2 separate regions of the Homo sapiens genome follow, and region 2 is linked to region 1. Evidence: chromatin contacts called from ENCODE Hi-C or POLR2A ChIA-PET data. All regions are on one chromosome and are shown on one strand. Each heading gives the region's core, a stretch centred on a gene start or an enhancer-like site at or near the end of the contact. The rest is flanking DNA. Distances are from core to core; before and after follow the strand shown.

The links. Hi-C counts contacts between places; a loop is a spot of excess contacts on that map. ChIA-PET counts read pairs that join two places held with the same protein, here RNA polymerase II (POLR2A). Pooled maps may share reads with other maps.
Region 2: a pooled map shows a loop between it and region 1 (2.1-fold over the local background). The contact joins two enhancer-like sites. A Hi-C loop is called at or near these places in 1 of 50 pooled maps. POLR2A ChIA-PET finds 5 or more read pairs at or near these places in 3 of 52 experiments (HCT116, HEK293 and WTC11).

The regions. Positions count from the first base shown.
Region 1 is chr14:71,114,813-71,118,243 of GRCh38, reverse strand. It overlaps PCNX1 (pecanex 1), which reads right to left. Exons shown (of 36, transcript NM_014982.3): 36 at 2,862-3,431. Among named protein-coding and RNA genes, the nearest start is that of SIPA1L1, 200 kb to the left of the region's middle. RefSeq lists a silencer at 1,218-1,512. Within about 2 kb of position 1,548, at least 3 of the 41 ENCODE cell types and tissues checked have a DNase peak (open chromatin) inside an H3K27ac peak, as active enhancers do.
Region 2 is chr14:71,590,615-71,593,777 of GRCh38, reverse strand. All of the region lies in intron 5 of SIPA1L1 (signal induced proliferation associated 1 like 1), which reads right to left. Among named protein-coding and RNA genes, the nearest start is that of SNORD56B, 190 kb to the right of the region's middle. Within about 2 kb of position 1,682, at least 4 of the 41 ENCODE cell types and tissues checked have a DNase peak (open chromatin) inside an H3K27ac peak, as active enhancers do.

The sequences.
Region 1 (3,431 bases), core at 299-2,798:
GCAAACCTAGTTGAATTTTATTTTCTCCCTTAATCAATTTTATAAAGTTTTCTTGGGGATGGTTTCAGTGCCACATCTGCCAATTTGAAAGCAGTGGCTGAGAAACTGAGCAGTGATTTTGGACTTTCACAAGGCTGGGGTGTTTGTAATTACAATTCAGGGCCCGCCAAAGATGAAACCCAGTCTTTAAGTTTGTATATCTAAAGGGCTACACCCTAGTAGTAAAAGAGAAACAGATCAGTTCTCAGAAGGCTGAAGATCATCTTCCAAACAGCTCATTCCCTTATTTCCTACCTTGTTTGCCAAAAGTAAAAGTAGATCATCTTGAGGAAGATTATAACATCTACAGCCTCAATTATGTACAGATTTTCATATACTGTGTCTGGCATTCAATCAGAATGTATTCTGAATGAATACCAGTGTCTGGTATTCAATCAGAAATACACAGACAAAAGACAAAACAGAGAAACAAGAGGGGGAAAAAAAAAACAACAGAAACAGAATCACAGGAGACCCAGATGTTGGAATTATCATATATGAGCTTTAACTGTAGTTAATATGTTTAATAAATTAAATAGTGAGCAAGAACATCAGCAGGTAACTGGAAATATATTAGAGGATCAAATGCAAATTCTGGAACTGAAAAATATACAAATTAAAATTAATAACTCAATAGATCAGTTTAGCAGAATATTAGATACAGATGATGAAAGAAAAATAACAACTGGAAGATATGTAGAATAAAATATTTAAACTAAATATGGAGAGACCAAAGATAGGAAATTCAGAAAAGAACATGAGATAAAGGACATGGTAAAATATGTGTATAATTGTGGTGTGAGAGGAGGAGAGAAAAATAATATGGCAGAAGGAATATTTGAAGAGATAATGGCCAAGATTCAGTGATAATAAAAAACACTTTGGCAAGATAAATACAAAGAAAACTACACACAGGCACTATATGGAAAGCTTTAAAAATCAAAGACAAAAATAATTGGAGGATTAAAAATACATTGCCCTTAAAAGAGCAACAAGACTAAAAAAATCATGAAAGGTAGAAGACAGTGGAATGATTCCTTTGAACTGCAGAAAGAAAATAACTGCCAAGCCAAATCTCTGTATCTCACAAAAATAAAGTCTCTGTATTTATTTCTGTATCTCACTGAAATAGTCTCTTTCCTCCAAATTCAAGATAGCCTTTGTTCACAGGAGTTGACTCGGGGTAATCAAAAGTTATATGCAGATTTTCAACTGTGCCGGGCGTTGGCACCCCTAATCCCTGCGTCGTTCAAGGGTCAACTGTATTACAAACACACAGAGGCACTACTGGGTATCTGGTTAAGTTCAGTGCTATCCTGGAATGTTGACTTTATATGATAAAGACAGGTCAAGAATATTTGCTTTAAGATGAGGCCACAGATGTGGAGTATTTTTATATGGGCCGGTTGCTTCTGTATCCGTAAATAGTGCTCTCATAAGAAAAAAGGAACCTCGGACTGAAAGATGACTTTCCCCTTTTGGCATGGTTCACTGGGCACTGAAACTGAATGGCATCTTTAAAAGTTTCACAGACAAGGTAGATTCATCTCCAGTTATTTGCTGTTAATGCTTGAGAAATTGCAAAGCAACCTTGGGATCCTCTTGCATTAAATTACATTTTCCCAAGGATGAAGCTTAATTATATTTAGTTGCCTTGGATAAGCACCTATGGAGGAAAAATTTTTTTTTTTTTTTTGGAGACAGCATCTCACTTTGTCACCCAGGCTGGAGTGCAGTGGTGCAATCTCAGCTCACCGCAACCTTCGCCTCCTGGCGGAGTAATCTTCCCACCTCAGCCTCCCAAGTAGCTGGGACTACAGGCACACACCACTGTGCTCGACTAATTTTCAAGTTTTTCTGTAGAAAAGGGGTCTCTATTGCTCAGGCTAAGAATAAATATTTTATATAAGTAAGTGCTTATATACCCAGGAAGCCACCATTCTGTCATGCCCTTACTTCACAAAGTGTTGCTTTCCACCCTTCCCCAGGGGAAAACACACCTAACATGGCAAGATTCATTGGCTACAGTTCAGCGAAACATTTTTGGATCCTTTAGGAGGAAAAATCTTACATAAACTGCACTTTAAGAATAAGGTTGTGCAGGATCTGGATTAAAAAAAAGAATAAGGAAGAAGTTTTATGGGACCTAAATTTCACGTCAACAGCCCTTTGAATCTCTGGCTCTACGAGGAATGCAACTAATCCAGGGAATGCCTTTCTTTGAAGATGTTTTATGCCACTGTGACCCCAGAGGAAAGATAGATAGCAAATTATTTGGACTCTGATGCAAAAGGCATATAATCTGTATCCTGCTGGTTCTGGTTCTTACTAATAAATAGTTAAAATGATGCATTAAAGGATTATAAGTGATTTAATCAAGAATATGTCTATTCTCATTGTAAATTAGCTTGCATTTTCTGTATTATATGTGAAATCACTGAGTTAGTACACACTGCAAATATACCAAACAAGTTTGTACCTGCCTTTGATGACCATAATCCAAATGTTCTTTCCATTTTCTGTATTGTAGTTTAGTCTGTGATTGAACATTTTTATCCTACATGTTCTATCTAATATTGTTAATATGTAACATCGAGATAAATTCAGAAGACAAACTACAACCCTTGCACTAAGAAAAGTGTGAAACAGACCATGTTTTAACATGAAGTATGATGTACGCTTTTGATCTATTGCAAGTTGAAGCACATGTTTACAGGCCAAAGCTTGTTTAAAATGATTTCAGAACCAAGTGTGAACATGCCATACAGAACTTAATATAGTGTACTCTAATTTTTCTCAGTTTGACAAAAAATGGACAGAAGGCAAAATGAAAAAAAATTTATTTCCTCAGTGTTTTATCCACTGTCAATACTGTATTTTTGATGCAATATATTTGCCAAAAGAACTCAGCTTTTATTTTCCATTTTAAACAACTACAATATTTACAAGCTGTTCAGAATAACACTCAGACACACACACACTCACAGACACACGTAAGTACATATGTCCTTATCTCTGGTTTATACTGAATGCTGGTAAAGGCCATGAATACTTTCCAGAGCCCATGATCAGAAAAGGAAAACCCATTTTCCTTTCTTACGTTCACTTTCCTAGAATCATTTTCAATATTCCTCCTTCCATTTCCTCATGCAGAGCTCATTGCCAGACTTGTATAGGTTTAATCAGTTTTTACATTTTACTTTTACTTAAACTATAAGCTTTTAAAAAGCATAAGCAGACATGATTCCCCCCCCCCCCCCCATTTCTATTATTTTGGTTGTAGAATCAAGCTTCATAGATAAAAAATCTTGTTCAATCACAAGTACACTAAACCCAAGAGTCATCTGGAGCAGCCATCTTATGCTCTATCACTACTCTGTTGTGAATTCCGG
Region 2 (3,163 bases), core at 433-2,932, 480 kb before region 1:
CCATGGGCTCCTCTGTCTTCATTAATGCATTCCTCTCTATAGGATTCAAGGAGAACACACTTCATAGACAATTATACACTCGGTGCAAAATTGAAGAAGTCCTGTGGGGCCACAGAAACCAAGATGAGTAATGGCTTGGAAAGGGTCTCCTCCTCAACAAGCTATGCAGGATATAGGCAACATTATAATTATTCTATAACTTAGTATTTTCCACTTATAAATTTCCTTAGTACTCTGATCATGGTGACTATCTAAATGAAAACAAAAGGCCAGGTACGGTGGCTCACGCTTGTAATACCGCACTTTGGGAGGCCAAGGCAGGCAGATCACTTAAGGCCAGGAGTTTGAGACCAGCCTTGCCAACGTGGTGAAACCCCATCTCTACTAAAAATACAAAAATTAGCTTGGCACAGTGCTGCACACCTGTAATCCCAGCTACCTGGGAGGCTGAGGCACGAGAATCGCTTGAATCCAGGAGGCAAAGATTGCAGTGAGCGGAGATCGTGCCACTGAACTCCAGCGTAGGTGAGAGAGTGAGACTCTGTCTCAATAAATAAATAAATAAATAAATAAATAAATAAATAAATAACACAAAACACATACATACTCAAAGGAAGATAAGTAATTCAGGTTAATCTGAATGCAGCCCTACTGCCTAGTCTGTGCCTCCATAAGGAGGATGTGGCTATCACTTGGACTTCTATCACCAGTACAGATCCACCTTAATGTCCAATGGGCATTAAGTGAGGAACTCAATAAAGTACAAAGAAGTAACATGATGCATGTTAGCTATATTATTACTGTCATTTAATCCTGGTTCTCAATATAAACATACACTCACTAGCAAAATGGCAAAGAGAAGTGGGCATGAGAAAGGACTGGAAAGAAAAGCATCAATGGCATGTTGCTTATTTTACTAAATACAAACAATGGGATTCCTCTACTGATCCAGTATTTTTCCAGCAATGGACCTGGCTTCTATGTTGGACTAAAATAGCCTCTGAAGTCTAAATTTGTAAAATAATGTTTATAAAAACAACATAATAATAAAGTGATTATAGCTTCATCAGCCAAATATGATTTTTACATATAATATCAGCTGTATAGCATACTTTAGTAAAGTACTCCCCCTCCACCCCCTCCCCACCTGAGACTTAGCCACAGTGAAGTCAGGAATGCATTAGGCAGCCAAATGGAAACTACCCGGTGATAAGCGGCTGAGTGACAGCCAGGTCAGCTCTGCCACACCTTGGTGCTAGAGGATAAATTACATCTGACACTGATGTACTCCTTCAACAAGAAGACTTGCTTTAAGGTTCTGATTAGGAAAAATGAGTTAGTCTGCTAATTTCAGTGAATCAAAGTTGTCTATTATAAGACAGAGTTGTTTGTTTAGATATGTTTTATACTATATAAAAGTATAAACAACAATTTTTAAAATGTACAGTTTATACTTTACAGAGCTTAATTTCTGCTCCAAATTTTGTTATCCAGAGCCACTATTTGTGGTATATTATCATACTGTAACAAATTGCCTGTCTGACTTGAAAGTTGTGTGGCCCAAGAAAAGCTCTTACAGTAACCACTCTGTGTAACTGACTTCCACTGAACAACTTCCTGGATTAACCACTGCTCATAATTTCCCTGCAAACCATGCTGACAAATACCCAATGGCACTAGCAGTCTAGTGGGTGATCCCTAGGTGCCATACATACTTTCTGTTCCTGCCAGCTGGACCTCATGCTGACAAAGAGTGAGCTGTTTATACCAATTGACTTGCTATTTTAATTATGAAATTTAATCATGAAAGCTGATGAAATATGAGTACAAAAGATAAACGTTGTTCCTATTAAAAACTAAGGCTTTATACAAACTTAATAAAGGCAAGTCATTAAAAAGAAAGCTGTTGGATTAAATGTGGGCAGGACAGCTATGAAAAAATGAGAAAAAATTTATGAAATCTAAGATTTTGTACTCAGATTATGTTGTTAGTCTCTATGTTTTTATTCTTATGGTTTAGCCTATTAACACAATTAAGAATTTAAAAGAGTAGAATCATTGTCAAAGAAAAGCCCTTGGTCTCACAAGAGTTTGGCAAACATATTCTTATATGTGTTAATGATAATAAAACAGTTTGAATGTATACTTTTTAACAATTCCCTGCTTGAGTTGATATTTTCAATTCACTAGTTCCAATTATGCTGGGTAAAAGGGTATTTTCCATGCTTCAAGTTAGTAACTACTGGATTAGTGGGTATTAGATTTATGAGGTTATTATGAACAAACAGGATTAATCTGGAATCTAGGCATTCACATTTTTATTCCAGACTTTTGAAAGATAAAATACTTTAAGATTCTCCATCTCTTTAACCTAGCAGAGATCAGAGAACAGTGATTAAGAACATGACTCTGTTCAGACAGCCTGGCTCCAACATTTACTAGCTCCATGAGAGTCTTATCACTTAAGCTCCAGTTTTCTCAACTGGAAAATAAGGTTAACAATAGTACCTACCTTCCTGGGCATCAAGAGATTGAAATGAGAAAATGTGGCATAGCAAATGCCTAGTACAGTGCCTGGTACACAGTAAGTACCCAAAATGTTCATTATTATAATAATATTATTATACTGCCTAATAGGAAAAAAGTACCCATTATTACATAAATTAGATTATAACTAATATGTTTCAGTGTCAGTTTTGGGTGGAGGCCATTTTGCCTCCACCTATCGACAGCTCAGACACACCTGCAGAAAATTTGCACAGGTACAGTAAAGCAGGGGTTCTCAGCTAGGGGTTAGTTTACCTCTTAAGAGACATTTGGCAATGCCTGAAGACATTTTAGGCTGTCACAACTAGAGGGAGGAGGAAAACCTACTGGCATTAATAGTGTGGAAGCCAGGGATGCTGCTAAGCATCCTACATCCTACAATACACAGGACAGCCCCCTACTCCACGCTACCCCAACAAAGAATCATCGCACCCCCAAATGCCAAGTTGGCAAGAATGAGAAACCTTGTACCTTAAAGGACAGTGTAACAGAGATGTAATTTCTAAAATATAAACTTCAGAAAATTATTCTGAGAAGATAAATGTTTAAAAATGACATCAGGGTATGCAATACATATTGATTCCAAGACCCACGCTATAGATATGTAGGAATGAGA